Regions from separate parts of the Homo sapiens genome. Here region 2 is linked to region 1. A link is a loop called in an ENCODE intact Hi-C map of the cell type or tissue named here. Cell type or tissue: ascending aorta. All regions are shown on one strand. Links, peaks and the distances in the headings refer to the core of each region. The heading gives the core; the rest is flanking DNA. Region 1 holds the start of LOC105370185 (a long non-coding RNA gene). Region 2 overlaps TPT1 (tumor protein, translationally-controlled 1).

The links. Peaks named below come from ENCODE experiments on the same cell type or tissue, not always from the same donor. Only the 100,000 strongest peaks of a DNase experiment are listed, where the experiment ranks them.
Region 2: it touches region 1 in a loop (6-fold over the local background); 2 of 110 quality-filtered maps call a loop at or near these places.

Annotation. Positions count from the first base shown.
Region 1 is chr13:44,714,304-44,725,046 of GRCh38, forward strand. It overlaps LOC105370185 (a long non-coding RNA gene), which reads right to left and starts at 9,874. Exons shown (of 3, transcript XR_941929.4): 1 at 9,800-9,874; 2 at 1,392-1,695. RefSeq lists enhancers at 1-169, 170-695. In ascending aorta, for the core only: no CTCF peak of the experiment used is centred there; a DNase peak (open chromatin) is centred at 5,638; H3K27ac peaks cover 3,864 bases.
Region 2 is chr13:45,323,973-45,334,715 of GRCh38, forward strand. TPT1 (tumor protein, translationally-controlled 1) reads right to left here. Exons shown (of 6, transcript NM_003295.4): 6 at 9,499-10,743. Among named protein-coding and RNA genes, the nearest start is that of SNORA31B, 7.1 kb to the right of the region's middle. RefSeq lists an enhancer at 6,180-6,680. In ascending aorta, for the core only: a CTCF peak has its summit at 5,888; DNase peaks (open chromatin) are centred at 5,522, 5,929, 8,099 and 8,409; H3K4me3 peaks cover 1,745 bases; H3K27ac peaks cover 7,310 bases.

The sequences.
Region 1 (10,743 bases), core at 1,780-9,779:
TAGCCCCAAGTTAGTCACCATCGCAAATAGCAGTGAGGGCTGTGGCTCTTGTTCCATCTCCTTTTCAGCTGCAACAAAGTGACTACTGGAAACAGAGGCCAGGGGAAAGAGCAGGCCAGCCTAAGTGAAACAGGGAGCCCTGGGCCCATGTACACCGCCAGCACCACTCTAGATCTGGGTTACTTTAATGCTACTGAAGCTGAAGGCTGTATGGCTTTAATGGGAGTCTCTTCAAGCTGTAGCTTTAAAAAAGCAGTTCTGAATTAGCCGGGCATGGTGGTGGGTGCCTGTAGTCCCAGCTACTCGGGAGGCTGAGGCAGGAGAATGGCGTGAACTTGGGAGGCAGAGGTTGCAGTGAGCCGAGATCGCGCCACTGCACTCCAGCCTGGGGGAGAGTGCGAGACTACATCTCAAAAAAAAAAAAAGAAAAAAAAGAAAAAAAAGAAAAAAAAAGCAGTCCTGAAGTAGAATTCAAAGCAACAAGAGATGAAAGGAGCTGCCATTTATTTATTTATTTATTTATTTATTTATTTATTTATTTTTGAGATAGTCTCCCTCTGTCACCCAGGCTGGAGTGTAGTAGAGTGATCTTGCTCACTGCAGCCTCTGCCTCCCTTGTTCAAGCTATTCTCCTGCCTCATCCTCCCGAGTGGCTGGAACTATAGGCATGTGCCACCACGCCCAGCTAAGTTTTGTATTTTTAGTAGACAGGATTTCACCAAGTTGGCCAGGCTGCTCTAGAACTTATGACCTCAGGTGATCCACCCGCCTCGGCCTCCCAAAGTGCTGGGATTACAAGCATGAGCCACCGTGCCTGGACAGGACCTGCCATTTAAAATGCTCCATGAAGTTTACAATTCAACAACAACAAAAAACATGATTGAAATGACCTGGAGAAAAAGAAGCCTCCAATTCTCTGGAGTGTAATTCACGTCAACTACAATTTCTGCAGCAAAGGCAAAAACAAACAAACAAAAAAAAAGTAAACAGTACTTACTTTTTGCAATAGGAAACTCTTGCACATGGTTTCACTGAAATTTAAAAGTTATAACAGAGCATATAGTAAAAATCTCCCTCCTTCCCCATCACCCAGTTCCCCGTTTCCTCTCCAATTCAGAGACAGGCTGGCACAGTTCATCTTTATTAGCCAACAAATATCTGAATTATGGGTGAGTTGGTTTGGCCCATGGTAAGGGCAGTGATCCAAGAACAAATCCCAGCAGAATGGAAAAGTTGTTAATGAAGCTTTTAAAAAACATTCTTCCATGTACACACAATGTAATATCGGTAGAATTATCTTCGGATATGAAGCACAAGCGAAGACCATAGAGGTTAGCAGTACCCAGGAGAAAAAATATTTTGGCAGACTGGGAACAGATCGAATAACTTACCTTTTTTTGATTTTCTGCAGGACGTTTGAGGCTCCTGGCAATGAGGATCTTCCTGTAAGTGTTTGAGTTAGGGTTTGGCATCTGGCTTGACCTGATTCGCACAGACACAGCTGGCCCTAATTATTATGAAATCACATGCGACAAGAAGGCCTTCTCTTGGCACTGGAACATTCCAAGCCATTAGGTGGATGTAAAATCTGGTCATTATCCATTAATTTTTCCTTTCCTCTGATATACTTCTAGACCTTCCAGTCACCAGACTCTGTGCCATGTTAAAGGAGCTCTTCACATCCCAACCATGTTCCTGGAACCCAAGAAACGATCAGTTATAATTTGGGCGACTGCCAGCTAATCTCCTTTCCCACAGGGTTGGGCAAGGGACAAGATAGCAGTTGTTCGTTTAGTACCTGGTATTTTACACTCTTTATTCCATTGAATAGTAGATCATATCTATGCCTGTTATATTTTCAATTAACTTAACAAATAGCAGGAAATGAAACTATTAAAATCTTATATCCTAGTCCCAGCCATTCCAGAGATTATCTTTAACTTTAAAAAAGGAGGAGGGAGGTAATATTTTACTAGGCAAAAATGTATAAATATACCTTTATAAATGAGTTCTTAAATTTTTTTGAGACGGAGTCTTGCTCTCTCATCCAGGCTGGAGTGCAATGGTGCGGTCTCAGCTCACTGCAATCTCCGTCTGCTGGGTTCAAACGATTCTCCTGCCTCAGCCTCCTGAGTAGGTGGGACTACAGGTGTGTGCCACCACACTCGGCTAATTTTTGTATTTTTAGTAGACACGGTGTTTCACTACGTTGGCCAGACTGGTCTCGAACTCCTGACCTCTTGTTCTGCCTGCCTCGGCCTCCCAAAGTGCTGGGATTACAGGCATTAACCACTGTGCCCAGCCTGAGTTTAAAATTTTTTAAGTGTCCCAGGTAGCTTCTAGCCTTGGTTTATGAAACCCTGTAATGTCTCCATTTTATAATTCTCTACACCACCTTCCCCCAAATAATCCACTGTGATTTAAATAATAAATGTGCCATGCTCTGTGGCTCATGCCTGTAATCCCAGCACTTTGGGAGGCCCAGGTGAATTGATCACTTGAGACTAGGAGTTCAAGGCCAGTCTGGCCAACATGGTAACACACCCTGCCCCGTCTCTACTAAAAATACAAAAATTGGCCAGGTGCCGTGGCACATGCCTGTAGTTCCAGCTACCCCGGAGGCTGAGGCAGGAGAATCGCTTGAACCTGGGAGGTGGAGGCTGCGGTGAGTTGAGATCATGCCACTGCACTCCAGCTTGCAGGACAAACTGAGACCCTGTCTCAAAACAACAACAACAGCAACAAAAACTAACTAGATTAAAAATAAAAATAAGAAAAAATAAAATAAATAATAAATGCGTGTAACATGCATGTGACTTAAGCTGTCTGGGTATCATGACAACAAACAAATGGCAATGGAGAGTGGTAACTCAGTGTTTCTTTAAATCAATTCACTGGCTGTCAGAACTTAAAAGACTTCCTGGTTAGTATTTTCCCAAGTTCACTTATTTGCATACCATCTTCATAACTTTTTTAATGGAATTTTTTTAAAGTATCAATTTCATATAATTAATGATGAAATAGTTTTACAATATTTGTTACAAAAAAAGAAAGCCTGTCCTCCATTCCTTGAAGTTACGGCTTTCAATGCTGCTACATTATTATTTTCTTTTCTTGCTCCTTGTTTTTTTTTTTTTTTTTTTCCTGAGACAGAGTCTTGCCCTATTGCCCAGGCTGGAGTGCAGTGGCAGGATCCCGGCTCACTGCAACCGCTGCCTCCCAGGTTCAAGCGATTTTCCTACCTCAGCCTCCCGAGTAGCTGGAATTATAGATGTGCACCACCATGCCCAGTTAATTTTTGTATTTTTAGTAGATACCAGTTTTACCATATTGGCAGGCTGGTCTCGAACTCCTGACCTCAGGTCATCCGTCTGCCCTGCTTCCGAAAGTACTGGGATTACAGGCGTGAGCCACCATGCCTGGCCACTAAATTATTATCTTCATATTTACCTCCAATTCTTCCCTTTAAACAGAAGTCTTGATATTTGTACTTGATTTTTCAAGTTTTAGCATTATCTATTGACTTCCTGCTGTGGAAGATTCAGATTAAGCTTTATTTCAATATTTCTGACCTAAATCCCTTTTCCCCCTCTATTATTTCCTATCCTTCCCCATTCTTCCAATATAGATATTTTGGTAAAATCAGTCTTTTGTTAGTATTCTGTACTTTAAAGATACTATTGACAGCTGAACAGCATAGTGAACTGATTTCTTTTTCTACACAGCTATTTATTTTTCTTGGAAAACCCTTTATAGAATAAATAATAATATAAATAATAGTTTGTTTAAGCTTATTTATTTATTTATTTATTTATTTTTATTTTTTATTTTTTTGAGACGGAGTTTCGCTCTTGTTGCCCAGGCTGGAGTGCAATGGCGCAATCTTGGCTCACCGCAACTTCCACCTCTTGAGTTCAAGTGATTCTCCTGCCTCAGTCTCCCAAGTAGTTGGGATTACAGGCATGCGCCACCATGCCCGGCTAATTTTGTATTTTTAGTAGAGATGTGGTTTCTCCATGTTAGTCAGGCTGGTCTCGAACTCTCAACCTCAGGTGATCCTCTCGCCTCGGTCTCCCAAAATGCTGGGATTACAGGCTTGAGCCACCACTCTCAGCCTTCGTTTAAGATTTTTAAGTACACTTATCACTAATGTATGTACAAACTTTCCCCTAGTTGCATAAATCTCTCAATCTTCATGCCATTGGTAGCCTTATAGTTTGATCTTTTAGAAGAATTCTCTTCTGGGATCTTCTGAGGAGAGGCAGGTTTCTGGCTGTGTGGAATGACAGAGGATGTCCCACTGCTTCTTACGATGACTTTCAACTGGAATTGTTTTCGACTTTACCTCCTCCGCATCTGATTCCACAGACAATGGGTGCAACAAATTCCTGGGCCTTCCAGAGGTTCTGGATGCAAATTAAGTTGCTTCTCAGCTTCCCCCACTGCTGGCTGATGGTTGAGATTTCCTGCATCTTCCAGGTAAGTTATCCCATGTCCGTTCAATGTTTCTAAAATTGTTGCCATGGTATTTCTCATTTTATTTGTACTATTATGTGAAAATTATGTACTGTTGTGTATGCTTTTAAAAACATCCTTCTGAACCCACATTTTAGTGGTTTTAAACTGAAAATCCTTTCAGTTTTTTTCCTCCTATCCTATTATTTTCTGGCCTTTACCTAATACAGGTTGAATATCCCTTATATAAAATGCTTGGGGCCAGGCATGGTGGCTCACACCTGTAATCCCAGCACTTTGGGAGGCTGAGGCAGGTGGATCACCTGAGGTCAGGAGTTCGAGACCAGCCTGACTAACATGGTGAAACCCCATCTCTACTAAAAACACAAAATTAACCAGATGTAGTGGCGCATGCCTGTAGTCCCAGCTACTAGGGAGGCTGAGGCAGAAGAATTGCTTGAACCCGGGAGGCAGAGGTTGCAGTGAGCTGAGATCACGCCATTGCGCTCCAGCCTGGGCAACAAGAGCAAAACTCAGTCCCCAAAAAATTTTTTTTTATTAAAAAATAAAATGCTTGGGATCAAAAGTGTTTTAGATTTTGGAGTTTTTCGAATTTTGGAATATTTACTTATATACTCACCAATTAAGTATCCCTAATTTAAAAATCTGAAATGTGAAATGCTCCAGTGAGCCTTTCCTTTGAATATCATGTCAGTCCTAAAAAGTTTTGGATTTTGAGCTGGACACGGTGATGCATCCAGCTACTTTGGAGGCAGAGGTGGGAGGATTGCTTGAGGCCAGGAGTTCCAGATCAGCCTGGGCAACATAGCAAGACTCCATCTAAAAAAAAAGGTTTTGGATTTTCCAGCATTTCAGATTCTGGATTTGGGACTAGGGATATTCAAACTGTAGTAGTCTTTATATTGACTTGATTTTTATATTTTAAACTCATCCTAATCAATAACATTAATAAAATTATGGGTGGAATATAGTTAGATTTTCTTATATAGTTATATTTTCTAAAATACATTAATATATATTAAAAAGAAAAAAATATTGATGTACCACCAGTGGCATGCACTCTACTTAGGGAAACACTGCCTTGGCCCACTGCAGACATTAAGGTCCAGGGAGGTTAAATGGTCTTGCTTGAGGTCTGGCAAATGGCAGAACTGGGACATTCCTTGGATCTCCTGAATTCCCTACTTGTTTTTACCACAAAGTCAGCCAGCTTTGCGCAAAGCTGGCTTTTCTTACTGCAAAGCAGCCAGTTTTTACCGCAAGCCAGGCCTGGGCCTCTATGTAGAGGTACTCATTAACTATATGCCTTACTTCTCTAAGCTATTCACTACCACTTGGCATGTTATACCACCATGAAATTATTTACCCCCTAAGTTACAGAGCTTGTTTGAAGCTAACAATTCCAAATATGCCCCACTTTTAGCCCTGAATAGAGAGATGCATTGATGGAAAAATAAATGAGGTCAGTATTCTTTTCTACTCATCTGACAAGAATGGCACTTTATTAAGGAAGCAAATTTTCCAATGTGGTTTCCAAAAATCTTACTCATTCCAAAATGAATAAGGAGGTGCTCCATTCTTTTCTTTGCTATATCAACATATAGGACCTCCACGTCACAGACCTTAGATATTTCCCCAAATAGAAAATAGTACAGTTTGTAAGTGGCAGAATCAGTCTGTAAACACAATTTGTTCCAAACCCATCATTTAAATAGAAATGGCCCAAAGCCAGCATTGCTTCAAGCATAGGAATTCTCATATCATTTGTCCTCACCAACAAATTCCACAGTACCAAATTTAGCTTGGTGAGACAAGCATGATGCTGAAAATACATCCTCTGCTGTTATTTGGCAACATTTAATAAAAGAAGAGCAGATGTTGAACTATAGGGACAGGTTAAATTTTGAAATTACAGTGCCATTATAACTAATTAAAGCCAGAATAAAAGACACAAATTTGAGAAAGATAAAATTATTGAAATAAGACTTTGGAGTTTGTTTTAACAGGATTTGATCTGTGTAACATATTTTGTAATGTCTATTTGTATTTGTACATAATTGCACTTTAATTTATAACAGTTTAACTTCAAATATTTTTCTACTTTAAGTACAGTGCAGTATTTAAATAGAAGTATACTTCTATTTCTTCCTTCTTGTCTTTATGCTATTGTGATACATTTTGCTTCAATATATGTTATGAATCCTGCAATATACTGTGATTATTTTCACTTTAATTAGTTGATGATGTCTTAAAGAAGTCATTTATATATTTATCATTTCTGGCACTCTTCAGTCATTTGTATAGATCCTTTTCTTGTGCTGTATCCTGCCTGAAAACTTCTGTTTTCTTTCTTGTTGTGCAGATGGCTAGTGATGAGTTCTTTCAGCTTTTGTTTGAAAAGTTTTAATTTAACTTTTATTATTATTATTATTATTATTATTATTATTATTTTCAGATGGACTCTTGCTCTGTGGCCCAGGCTAGAGTGCGGTGGCATGATCTCGGTTCACTGCAATCTCTGCCTCCCAGGTTCAAGGGATTCTCCTGCCTCAGCATCCCAAGTAACTGGGATTACAGGCACCCACCACTGCGTCCAGCTAATTTTTGTATTTTTAGTAGAGACAGGGTTTCACCATCTTGGCCAGGTTTGTCTTGAACTTCTGACCTTATGATTCACTCACCTCAACCTCCCAAAGTGCTGGGATTACAGGCATGAGCCACTGCGCCTAGCAGTTCACTTTTATTTTTGAAACATTTTTTGCTGGGTATAAAATCCTAGATTTACAGCTTCTGTTTCATTACTTTAAAGATATTGTCTCATTGTCTTCTGGGTTATGTAGTTGCTGTCAAGAAATCTGCTGCCATTGGTTTTGGCTGTTGTTCTTATGTAAATAAGATGTCCCCTTTTCACTGGCTGTTTTAAAAAATTTTTTTGACACTGGTTTTCAACAATTGGGCTATGGTGTGCCTTGGCATGATTTTCTTAATGTTTATTCTGCTTGGCATTTGTTGAGCCCCTTGAATCTTCAATTTATAGTTTTCTTCAAAATTGGAACACTTTTATTTATTATTTTTTCAAATATTTTATCTCCCCCCTCACATCATTTTCTTGGCACTTTAATTATACACATGTGTTCATCTAGGTTATATATGTAAAGTCCACAAGTCACTAATGCTCTATTCATTTTTTTTAGTCTTTTTTCTGTGCTTCATTATTTCTTCAACTTCACTTACCTTTTCTTCTGCAATATCTGATTAACTATTAATCCCATGCAGTATTTTTCAATTAAGATACTGCATTTTTCATCTTTATGTGTTTTATCTGAGTCTTTTAAAAGTATCATCAATTTGGCTGGGCATGGTGGCTCACACCTGTAATCCCAGCACTTTGGGAGGCCAAGGCAGGCGGATCACCTGAGGTCGGGAGTTCAAGACCAGCCTGACAAACAGGGAGAAACCCTGTCTCTACTAAAAATACAAAATTAGCTGGGCCTGGGGTGGCACATGCCTGTAATCCCAGCTACTAGGGAGGCTGAGGCAGAAGAATCGCTTGAACCTGGGAGGCGGAGGTTGCGGTGAGCCAAGATCATGCCATTGCACTCCAGCCTGGGCAACAAGAGCGAAACTCCGTCTCAAAAAAAAAAAGTATCATTAATTTATCTTTTCACCATGTTCATGTTTTTATTTACTTTCTTATAGATAGGAGTGTATTTAAAATAGATATTTTCATGTTCTTGTCTGCTAATTCATTATTTCCATAATTTCTGGGACTGTTTCTATTGATTACTTTTTCTTTTGGTTATAAGCAATGTTTTCCTGTTTTTTTGTATGCCTGGTAATTTTTGACAGGATACCTGGCATTGTGATTCTACATTGTTGGTTGCTGGATTTTGTTATTTTCTTTTAAATAGTGTTGAGCTTTATGCTGGTACAAAATTAAGTTACTTGGAATCTATTGGATCCTTTCCTTTTCAAGCATTTTAATGGTGAGTTCAGAGTGGCTTTTAGTCTAGGGCTTATTTAGTCCCACTAGTAAGGTGGGACTACATAAGAAGAGTCCCCCTCTGAGGACTCTAGGAGGTCTTTCTACTCTGACTGGTGGGAACACAAACTATTCCTAGCCCTGTGTAAGCCCCAGGAATTGTTCAGCTTGCTGCTTTTGGGTGATGGTTTCCCCTTAGATAGTTTCCTCTTGTGTATACATGAATCAGCCATCAGCCAAAGCTTCAAAGTGGCTCCTTTATAGATCTCTGGAGTGCTCTCTTTTTCTCCCTGTCTTCCCCTGCATCTCCCTCCTTTCTAGTGCATAGACCCATACGTTCTAGTGACTTTGACCTCCCTTGGCCTGGATCTCTTGCTCCTCATCTCAATGAGACTGCTGTGCTATTTCTTCCTCCCTATACTGCAATCTGGAAATTGCCTCCAGGTAGCAAGCTGGGGCAATCATAGGGTTCACCTCTTTATTTTCCCTTCCTCTTGGATCATATTTCTGTGCTGCCTGTTGTCTAACATCTGAAAACTACTGTTTCATATATTTTGTCTAGTTTTTTAGTATTTTAAGACAGGAGGGTAAATCCATCCCCCATTACTCTATCATGGCCAGAAGCAGAAGTCTTCCGATCCCCTATAATGAATGTTTGTGGCTGGAAAAATGTTTGTTTATTTTCTATAACTTTCCCTAGTGATTCTACAGTTCCTTACCAAGTTTGATGGTAAAATAAAAATTAATCATGCTAGAGGCCGAGCATGGTGGCTCACACCTGTAATCCCAGCACTTTGGAAGTCCAAGGTGGGCAGATCACCTGAGGTCGGGAGTTCAAGACCAGCCTGGCCAACATGGAGAAACCCATCTCTACTAAAAATACAAAACTAGCCAGGTGTGGTGGTACATGCCTGTATTCCCAGCTAATTGGGAGGCTGAGGCAGGAGAATGGCTTGAACCCAAGGGTGGAGGTTGAGGTGAGCTGAGATTGCACCATTGCACTCCAGCCTGGGCAACAAGAGCAAGACTCCATCTCAAAAAAAAAAAAAAAATTAATCATGCTGGAACTTCACTTTGGTCACATTAGCAGCAGGCTTCTTTTCCTATTTTGTTTCCTGGCACCTGCTGGATCTCTAAAGCAAGAGAGAGTCAAACCCTTGGTTTCCCAAGTTTGGGTCTACCTGATTCATTCACATATACTTTATGTGATGATCAGTGTTTTCATGTTTAGATTCCCATAACTCGTGATTATCTGATACTGACTATAGTTGTTGAAAATTATATATAAAAAAGAGCCCTAATAAAAGTCGTAAGAAGGCAAGCATTCTCTTGAGTGCTCACCTTTTTTATTTCTACTTCACATACTGGAGCCCTCTCCTTGACTTCAGGCCTTCAGTAACATTCAGGCAGTTCCCCGACTCTCCAAAATCCCTTCTGGAAGCTTCGCACATAGACACATCCTATTTCAAAATTATGCTCTTTTTCTTTTTACAAGATAGTCAAACTCCAATGACCTGAAAGGCTTAACCCGTTCACCATAAGAAGCTTGAAGGTAGGAACTAAATCTTCTTTTTGGTGTTTCATCAGATTCTAGAATGTCATCTGACACTGGACTTCATAATTGTTCACTTTCTGAGTATACCTTGAGTGATTGAGGGCAGGAAATTTGGAGCTACTGTCACAGTGCTTTCTACCACCTCCTCTGGCTTTTAGGGTGTCCAAGATAAAATAAGAAGGGACCCTGTTTTCTCATAGTTGCATTTTTCTAGTGGAGGCTCTACCTCTTATCTGGTCTTTAAAAGAGAAGAAAAGACTAACCTCTTGGGAAGGTTGATTTTGGCTTCTGCCCAATAACCCAAATCCATGAACACTCTCCCACCTTCTGAAGTTGTATCTCTAATTTTTTCATAGACATTTTAATAGGGTTTTCACTTCCCTACCATTAGTTTATATTTAATATCAAGTTAATGAACTACATTTGTAGGATCTTTATCCCAAGTCTGTATTCCTCAATTTTTTACAGACTTTATGCTTTCGGGTAATCATTTCAAGTTTCATCATTTTTCAATATATCCCACAAGCAATTTGTGACTTGGCTCTATCAGCTTGAAGTAATTAGAAATTCACTTGCACTATTGAGGACTTGCATCTGTAAAAGGAAGAAATATTTTCTGGAAAAATGGATTTGCAAAATGAAGGCACTTTGGCTTGGTGAGTCTGGACCTCACACAGGTTGAGACAGTCACAACTTGAGACCGTGAGATAGGTGAAAGGCCCTTGAACCA
Region 2 (10,743 bases), core at 2,273-10,272, 610 kb after region 1:
GCAGCGAGCAAACCAAAATAGAGCAAAACCAAACCCTCTTGAAGCTTGCATGGGATTGGGCTTGAGATTGATGACAAATAAGTAAGTAAAATACATAGTGTGTTACATTGTAATAAGTGCCATGGAGAAAAAATAAATAAGAGGGTTGGGCATACCATGATGGGAAGGTAGGTTTAAATGTGGTGGTCGGCTGTGCGTGGTGGCTCACGCCTGTAATCCCACCACTTTGGGAGGCCGAGGCTGGCAGATCACCTGAGGTCAGGAGTTCAAGACCAGCCTGGCCAGCATGGTGAAACCCCGTCTCTACTAGAAATACAAAAATTAGCTGAGTGGGCCAGGAGCGGTGGCTCACGTCTTTAATCTCAGCACTTTGAGAGGCCGAGGCGGGCGGATCACAAGGTCAGGAGTTCAAGACCAGCTTGGCCAACATGGTGAAACCCTGTCTCTACTAAAAATACAAAAATTAGCCAAGCATGGTGGCGGGCACCTGTAATCCCAGCTCAGAAAGCTGAGGCAGGAGAATCGCTTGAACCCGGGAGGCAGAGATTGCAGTGAGCCGAGATCGCACCACTGCACTCCAGCCTGGGTGACAGAGCGAGACTCTGTCTCAGAAAAAAAAAAAAAATTAGCTGAGTGTGGTGATGCGCACCTATAGTCTCAGCTACTCTGGAGGCTGAGGCACAAGAATCGCTTGAACCCAGAAGGCAGAGGTTGCAGTGAGCCGAGATCACGCCACTGCACTCCAGCCTGGGAGACAGAGCGAGACTCTGTCTCAAAAAATTAAATAAATAAATAAATACATGTGGTGGTCCGGGAGGCCTTTTTTTTTTTTTTTGAGACGGAGTCTCACTCTCTTTCCCAGGCTGGAGTACAGTGGCATGATCTTGGTTCACTGCAGCCTCTGCCTCCCAGTGATTCTCTGTGCCTCAGCCTCCCGAGTAGCTGGAACTACAGACACATGCACCATGCCCAGCAAATTTTTGTATTTTAGTAGAGAGCTGGTTTCACCATGTTTGCCAGGCTGGTCTCAAATTCCTGACCTCAAGTGATCCACCCGCTTTGGGCCTTCCAAAGTACTGGGATTACTGGCATGAGCCACTGTGCCTGGCCAGGAAGGCCTCTTGATATTGACAAGATAACATCTGAACAGAAACTTAAAGGTGGTCAGAGAGTGAGCTATGCAGCTATCTGGGAAGGGCATTTGGGCAGATGCAAAAGCTGTGAAGTGGAAGCATGCCTGGTTAGGGTTGGCAGGTAACATACAAGGTGCCCAATTAACTTGGAAACAGCAATAAGTTAAGAGGCTGCTGGAACAATCCAGTCAAGAGATGGTGGGGGCTTGGCTCAGAGTAGTAGCCATAGAGTTGGTGAAAAGTGAGCAGATTCTGAATATATTTTGAAGGCAGAGCCCACAGGATTTGCTAAGAAATTGGACATGGAATGTAAAAGAAATCTTAAAAATGAGTGCAAGGATTAGGCCTAAGCAACTGGAAATAGAAAGTTATTCATTTTATCAAGACAGTAAAGACTGGCTATAGGAGGAGTAAATTTTAGGGTGTTATCAAGAGCTTGGTTCTGATCATAGAAATGTTGGGTTGGTGGCTGGATACTTGGGTCTGGAACTCAAGGGAGAGAAGTGTTGGCTGGTGACATAAATATGGGAGTCATTGTGGTTCTAATTATCAGAACCATTCCTGTCTTCTGAAACAGTTACCTACTACCAGAATTATGCTACATAAAGCCACCCCAAAACTTAGTGGCTTAAAACAACCACCATATGTTTAGCTTACGATTTTGGGGATCAGCAATTTAGGCTGAGTTTAATTAGCTGGGGAGTTCTGGTCTTGAGTCATTTGGGGTAGGCTTTCTCATGCCTCTGCTGTCAGCTGTCAGCGCAGCTGGCTGTTCTAGGATGACCTTAGCTGGAATGATTCATCCCTGCTTCACCCAGTCTCTCATTTCCAGCAGCTAGTCCAGGATTGTGTTCCCAGTGGAGGCAGTGTTTGGAGAGAGAGGAGTGCTCAAGGCCCCTTGAAGCCTAGGCCTGGAACTGTCACATCAACACTTCTGTCACATTCTCACGGTCAAAGCAAGTCACAGGGCTGGTGGTGAAGGACGGGGAAGTAGATTTCCCCCTTGGTGGGAGCAGCTGCAAAGCCGCATTGCAAAAGGCAGAAATACAAGGAGATTGTTTAGCCATCAGTGCAACCAGTTTATCACATGTCCCAAATCTGAAACATTTTCTTTTCTTTTTTTTTTTTTGAGACGGAATCTCGCTCTGTCGCCCAGGCTGGAGTGCAGTGGTGCGATCTCGGCTCACAGCAAGCTCCGCTTCCTGGGTTCACGCCATTCTCCTGCCTCAGCCTCCCAAGTAGCTGGGACTACAGGCGCCTGCCACCACGCCCGGCTAATTTTTTGTATTTTTAGTAGAGACAGGGTTTCACCTTGTTGGCCAGGATGGTCTTAATCTCCTAACCTCGTGATCCACCCGCCTCGGCCTCCCAAAGTGCGGGGATTACAGGCATGAGCCACCGCGCCGGCCAGTCTGAAACATTTTCAACCTGGCTATATTGAAGTTTGATGAACCATCTTTTCTCTCTTAAAAGAAATGTAGCCAGGCAGGTGGGGGGCTCACACCTGTCATCCTGGCACCTTGGGAGGCCGAGGTGAGTGGATCAAGACCAGCCTGGGCAACATGGCAAAACCCCATCTCTACAAAAAAATCCAAAAAAAAAAAAAAATTAGCTGGGCCTGGTGGTGCACACTTGTAGTCCCAGTTACTTAGGGGGCTGAGGTGGGAGGATCACTTGAGTCCAGGAGGTCGAGGCTGCAGTGTGCCAAGATCGCACCACTGCACACCAGCCTGGGTAACAAAGTAAGACTCTGTCTAAAAAAAAAAAAAAAAAGTAAAAATAAATGTAGGCTGGGCACAGTGGCTCATGCCTATATTCCCAGCACTTTGGGAGACAAAGGCAGGAGGATCACTTGAGCCCTCAAGTTCGAGACTGGCCTGGGCAACATAGCAGACCTCATCTCTACTAAAAATAAAAAAACTAAGCAAGGCGTGGTGCAGCGCACCTCTAATACCAGCTGCTTGGGAGGCCGAGCGGGGAGGATCACTGGAGCCCAGGAGTTTCAGGCTGCAGTAAGCTGTAATTGTGCTACTGCCCTCCAGCCTGGGTAACAGAGCAAGGCTCTGTCTCAAAAAGAAGAAAAATAAAGAATCGGCCTGTGATTGGTCTAATAAGACAGGTAAAGTTGGTCTGATATTTGGCTTTAGTTAGAGCCAGAATCTCAAGGGGAGGGAGACAGGATTCAAGAATACTAGGATGGAGTGAATGTGAGAAAACAGAATGAGGGCCCAAGCCTGTAGAGAAGGAAAATACACTGCAACCCTATCATGCGGCCTCCAGACCACAAGGTTAAAGATTCCACCTGCCATCTTGTACTTTTATGCTGCCCACTGCTGCCACCAAGGGATACGTGAAAGACATTCCAGCGTGATCTTCGTCTTTGCCACATAACAATTCTATACAACTGTGTTCACAAGTAAGTCATATCAGTGCCTCATAGCCCTGGTGGTAGTTAGGAAATCCTTCCTTTTTTTCTATCCTAAATCTCTATTTCTGTAGCACTCTAAGCCTGGATCTTCTTAGCTTCTCTCAGGAGGGAGAGGACAACACCCTTGGGTGTCTTCAGCATTCTCCAACTGCATAGGTGTTTGTTCTCCATAATGGCCTTGGGCACATTTTTCCTTCCTCCTCGCAGATGGGTCACCTATTGAAAATGCTGCGGTGCTGTCATGTGGCATCCCCAGGGTGAGGCCAGAGCGACAGGATGTCATCCGCCTCTCACCCACCTCATGAGCATTTCCTCCAGAAACAGGCCAAGAGGAAAGGCCCGAACTTTCAAGACTAGGATCAACCCTGCAATGTTTGTTTGGGGGGAAAAAAAAAAAAGAATATAGGCACACAAAGTTTCACGTGGTACAGGGAAGGTATGAGTTGCCCATTTTAAAGTGACATCAAACTGCTTGTCAACCCTGAAGAAGAATCTAGGGATAGATTAAAAAAGTTTTTTTTTTTTTTTTGAGACCTCTTCTCACTCTGTTGCCCAGACTGGAGTACAGTGGTGCAATCTGGGCTCACTGTAACCTCTGCCCCCTGGATTCAAGCAATTCTCTCACCGCAGTCCCCCAAGTGGCTGGGATTACAGGCACCTTCCACCACACCCAGCTAATTTTTGTATTTTTAGTAGAGACAAGAGTTTTACCATGTTGGTCAGGCTGGTCTCAAAGTCCTGACCTTGTGATCCGCCCACCTTGGCCTCCCAAAGTGTTGGGATTACAGGCGTGAGCCATTGCGCCCGGCCTAAAACATATTCTTTTTTTTTTTTTTTTTTTTTTGAGACGGAGTCTCACTCTGTCGCCCAGGCTGGAGTGCAATGGCACGATCTTGGCTCACTGTAAGCTCCGCCTCCCGGGTTCACACCATTCTCCTGCCTCAGCCTCCCGAGTAGCTGGGACTACAGGCACCCACCACCATGCCCGGCTAATTTTTTGTATTTTTAGTAGAGACAGGGTTTCACCGTGTTAGCCAGGATAGTCTCAATCTCCTGATCTTGTGATCCGCCTGCCTCGGCCTCCCAAAGTGCTGGGATTACAGGCGTGAGCCACTGCGCCTGACCCCTAAAACATATTCATGATGCAGTTTCCCAAGGCTACACAAAAGTCAGAGAATGTGAACAGGCATCCTGTATTTTGCAAGTCAGAGAATGTGAACAGGCATCCTGTATTTTGCACTGATTCAGAGTAGAGACCAGTATTGTAAGAATTTCTCATGGTAAAGGCACTCCTATGATAGCCTCTACTTACCAAATCAGCCGATGAGGTAAGTATGAGTTTCTGTTTTCTAGATGGAGATACTGAGGCTTAGAGAGGTTAAGATGCTGGAGTTCTCACAGCAAGTGGTTGGGCTTTTATTAGAACCCAGATTTCAAAATACCACCACTGCATAGTACTAATTCCACATGCCTTCTTCCAAAATGGAAAGAATGCCTTTTTTTCTTGTAAGTCTGCCAAATTGATGCAGACGCTTATCTTTTATTTGTTTTAGCCGAGCTAAAATAGAATGAAAAAAAAAAAAAAGAAAAGAAAAAGGAATTAGGAAGGAACATGTCTAAAGTACACATCGGATGCTGAGACATCTGGTATGCAAAGTGAGAAAAAGGTATCACAGTGTAAGTTCCTGCGTGTGAGTCCAAAATCCAACTGCACCAGTGTGTGGATGGGGCAGACCTGGTTTCAGCAGCAAGCATGAAGACAAGTTTTAGCTGGCAGAAATTCAAGACAAGTCTCCTGTCTGATATTACCCAAAAGAAGCAAATGTCAGTTTAGGCTGCATTAAAATATTATTGCGTTGGCTGGGCGCAGTGGCTCACACCTGTAATCCCAGCACTTTGGGAGGCTGAGGGCAAGGAACATGAGGTCAGGATATCAAGACCATCCTGGCTAACATGGTAAAACCCCGTCTCCACTAAAAATACAAAAAATTAGCCGGGCGTGGTGGCAGGCGCCTGTAGTCCCAGCTACTCAGGAGGCTGAGGCAGGAGAATGGCGTGAACCTGGGAGGGGGAGCTTGCAGTGAGCCCAGATCACGCCACTGCACTCCAGCCTGGGCGACACAGCGAGATTCCGTCTCAAAAAAAAAAAAAACAAAACAAAATTATTGCATTAACATACAATGTGGAAAACGAGGCCAAGCCATACCTGGGGAACTGCAGGGCCTTCACGCACTGTGGTTAAGAGGGACGGAAGTCAAGGGTGCTGAGCACTGGACAGGCGCATTAGATTCCTTTCCACTCTGGCGCTTTATATGTTGCTTTAGCAAGAGGGCAGTAACCACAAGCCAGCTGCCTGAGCTGTTTTCCTTTATCTCATGAGCTCATTTCCTTCCCATGCTTCCTGCTACAATAGTGGTTCCTCAATCCCCAGCAGGGAGCTGAAATCCCAGAAGGGTTTTTAAAATGCTGGATATTCTGGCTGGGCACGGTGGCTCATGCCTGTAATCCCAGCACTTTGGGAGGCTGAGGCGGGCAGATCACTTGAGGCCAGGAGTTCAAGACCAGCCTGGGCAACACGGCGAAACCGTGTCTACTAAAAATACAAAAATTAGCCAGGCGTGGTGGTGGGCACCTGTAATCCCAGCTACTCAGGAGACTGAGGCGGGAGAATCGCTCAAACCCAGGAGGCAGAGGTTGTAGTGAGCCAAGATTGCACCACTGCACTCCAGCCTGGGTGACAGAGTGAGACTCTCCCTCAAAAAACAAACAAAAAACCCGAAATATTAAATGCTGAATATTCTGTTTCAATAGGTGTGGTGTAGGCTCAGCACAGTGGCTGGCGCCTGTAATCATAACACTTTGGGAGGCTGAGTTGGGAGGATCTCTTGAGCATAGGAGTTTGAGACTACGGGGAATTATGATCACAGCACTTCACTTCAGCCTGGGCAACACAGTGAGACCCTGTCTCAAAGAAAGAAAGAAAGAAATTACTCTCATTCGAGAGGTACCCTCCATATACCCAGGGAAAATAAATATCCTCATCTCTGAAGACACAGAAACACAGAGAAGAATCTGAACAAACAGGCCTTGCTAAGTTCCCCCCAGTTTACCATTAGATCATCCGCTTTGTCCAATACTTTTGCACAACTGTTCACTCTTCATTAAACCAAAACAGAAAAATACACAAGCTCACCTGTTTCTTTGGGTCCTCATTTCCTTACAAAGGCTCCCATGTCACAGAAAACATTTAAAAAATATGTACGCTGGCTGGGCATGGTGGCTCACACCTGTAATCCCAGACTTTGGGAGGCTGAGGCAGGCAGATCACGAGGTCAAGAGATAAAGACCGTCCTGGCCAACATGGTGAAACCTGTCTCTACTGAAAATACAAAAATTAGCTGGGCCTGGTGGTGCGTGCCTGTAGTCCCAGATACTCGGGAGGCTGAGGTGGGAGAATCACTTGAACCCGGGAGGTGGGGGTTGCCATGAGCCGAGATCGTGCCACTGCACTCCAGCCTGGCGACAGAGCAAGACTGTCTCAAAAAATAAAAACAACAAAAAAATGTACGCTTTGCTTTTGTCGATTTGTCTTTTGTTATAAGGGCCTCAGTCATGAACTTAGCAATGGGTGTGGAAAGCAATTTTTCCTCCCCTACATGAAAATCTCTGCTGCTCTGACACTCACACCCAGTCCTCCTCCTCCTCCCTGGTCTATGGAACAGAGCAGAACAGGTTGCACATTACTTAACCAAATTTCAGAAGCTTAGTCACTTTTACTTTTAATAGATACCAGCAGTTGGTGTTACCATCATGCTGATATAATGGCAGTCACCAACGGTACTAACACACAGCCTGTGTTCCATCTGACAAAATCCACCACTGTGGATTGAATCCCTTCAAGCTAATACAATGGGAGAGGCTTAGGAAGGATGGGGTGCTAGGAACATAATGAAGAAAAGGTTACAGTGCATCATGCCCAAGATCTGTGTTTGCTTAGCTTCCAATTTTATCCTTGCCATCTGTTGATGCACATTCTTCCACCTCACTGAGGTAGTCAAAAGAGGTATTCATTTTCTTTCTAATTTCATGTGCAGTAATTTTCCTCTTTAACTGCCAGTTTCCACCTCCAGATTGAATACTAGTTTGGATGTTTGACTTACATGATGAATTGGTAGTTCTTAAGGATAACTCCCAAATTAATGTACTCAAGGAAGAGGAAATTACATGTATAGCTGTTTTGAATAGATGTCCAGAAAATACCAATTTTATACCAACTGCTTAGGGAACAGTAGAATAATTTGATAACCCTGTGCTCTAGATGAGGTCATGTGCAAGCCGCAATTGATAATAAACTAGGGCTTATCTGCTTCCTTTACATGTGGAGAAAATCAGCAATTATACAAGTAGATTTTTTTTTTCTATTTTTTATAGAGATGGGCTTTCACCATGTTGTCCAGACTGGTCTCAAACTCCTGAGCTCAAGTGCTCTGACCGCGTCAGCCTCCCAAAGTGCTGGGATTATAGGTGTGAGTCACCACATCTGGCCAACAACTAGATTTCTAGTAACTAGGTGTGGTAGCTCATGCCTGTAATCCCAGCACTTTGGGAGGCAAAGGCAGGAGGATCACTTGAGGCCAGGAGTTTGAGATTAGTTCCAGCAACATAGCAAGACCCTGACTTCCCCCCGCTCCCCCACAAAAAAAAAAAAAAAAACCCAGAAACTCAGGACTAAATGGTAGCCAGTAGCTCTACTGTCCTATTATTAAAAACACTGTGTTATAACTCTTGACTAATAATTGTGGCTTGTGTCCCAGAGGGCCCCTCCAGTGAGTCCCTTGATGTCTCAATTTTCCTTTGTCTGTAGATTGTGACTCACACACAAAACAGCACTGCAGTGTTCTTCCCAGTTTGTGCTCCTTGCTCTACCTCTGGACTCAGAGAAGAGTGGAATGCATACATAAATGAATGGAGGAGAAAGTAATTGAGGGAAACATCATTGCACAAGTTATTTTGGCAAGAATCTTCCCCTAAACTCATATCTGATGTTTCTCTCATTGAATTGTATTGACTCCAGCTAAAGCCACATCCACTCCCAAAGGTTCTCATGGCCCAGCATATGGAGGAAACTTCAATGCCAACTTCCAGGCTCAATTATATGAAACTATGTGTAACCGCACAAATCTACAGGCTCTCAAAAAATAAACTGGAATGTTCTGGTAGTTAAAAATATGCCCCTACAGTAGTAAAATCTGTTTTGAACTGCTGACATGCACAGGGGCCTGATTTATCATTGCTGCATTGATTAAGGGATAGACTTGGAGGATTTAAGTGAGGTAAATAGAAACTATCAGCACTATTATGATTTTTAACTTATCTGCAAGCTCCACATTTAGAGTGTAGCTAATTGAGATGGCTAGCATAGCAGCCAACTTTTATTCAATGGAAGGTATGTGGCACCTTTCTCTTTCAAGAGACAAGACCTCCCTCTATTACCAAGGCTGGAGTGCAGTATTGCAGCCATTAACTCGCTCCAAGCTCAAACTCCTGGGCTCAAGCGATTCTCCCTCCTCAGCCTCCCAAGTAGTTGGGATTACAGGTATGAGCCACTGCCTAGCTATGGCACCTTTTACTTTACTTGCTTATGTTAAAAACACTTTAATCAAGGCCTTTTCCTTCGGAATAATGAAATATTAAATGTTTCCAGAAACTTCAAGTTGCACTCACAGTTCTTATGGATAGTCTCTAGAAACACATGCTAATTGCCACAAAGCTGGAGCTCTTTAGTAGTGACCTACTAGTTGTAAATTACTGATCACTATACTAGTTGTAAATTAGTAAATCCTCCTGGTTTTAGTTCCATTTTACTGAGTATTCTGCTGCCAGCCAGTCATTCCACTCCACCTGTGTGCACACACATATAACCTTAAGGATGCTTTGTTATCAGTGTTCTCTCAAGTTGGTTGAGATTTATTGCTCGTCTTGCAATTTTACCATAATTATCACCAGTTTAGTTTGCAGTTAAGTTACTGACAATCCCTGCAGTTCAGAATGACAGAATTTACATCAACAAAAATCTAGTCATTTAACTAGATTTTGAAACTCCTAATGATCCAAATGAGTAATTCACACCTATTACTGAAGCAGATGCACACATAATAAAAAACCATGTACCTGTATTGTATTTCATGCCTGCGACTGTTAGTCTCTTGAGTGCATTTTAATTAGACTTCCTTTCCCACTAGTGAAATCCAACGGTAGTCAAGTTTACCACTATCAGGCCTCATATTACTTAAGTACTTTGCAACAGGTAACCCTGTTGACTACTTCCTCCTTCCTAAAACTTTTTCCACCTGACCTCTGGGAGGCCCTCCCTTGGTTCTTACCTCAGGGGCAGTTCCTTCTTTTTTAAAATTTTTAAACTTTTTTCAGATAGTGTCTCACTGCCGCCCAGGCTGGAGTGCAGTGGTATGATCACAGCTCACTGCACCCTCAATCTCTCGGACTCAAGCCATCCTCTCAGCTCAGCCGCCTGAGTAGCTGGGACTACAGATGCCCAATTAATTTTTTTAGGTCTCCCTATGTTGCCCAGGCTGGTCTCAAACTCCTGACCTCAAGCGATCCTCCCCACTCAGCCTCCCAAATTCCTGGGGCTACAGGCATGAGCCATGGTTCCTGGCTAAATTTTAGAGATGGGGTCTCCCTGTGGTGCCCAGGCTGGCCTCTAACAATCCTACCTCAGCCTTCTGAGTACAAGTGCAGTGGGAGCACCTCTTAATTACCTTTGTTGGTTTCTCTTTGTCAACCAATCTCATGTTGGAATGCAGTCTATCCTCTCTCCAAATGACCTTATCCTGTATCATGGCTTTCAATGTCTATTGTTATCTTTCCACTCTCTATATAGTTCTCCAGCTTAGACTTCTCTGAAGAATCAGCATCTCAAACTTAACACATCCAAAACTAACAAAACTAAACTCGACTTCCCACCTCAGTGCCAACTTTCTTCCAAACGCTCAGACCAAAATACTTGTATCAACATTAAATCCATCCTCACCCACCAGCATATCCTGTTGTCTCTATCTTCATTTCCTACCACCTCAGTCTACTACCCTAGACTAAGCCACTATCTTTGCCTTAAAAACACATTATACACAATTATTCTATGCTTTTACCCTGCCACCTGGC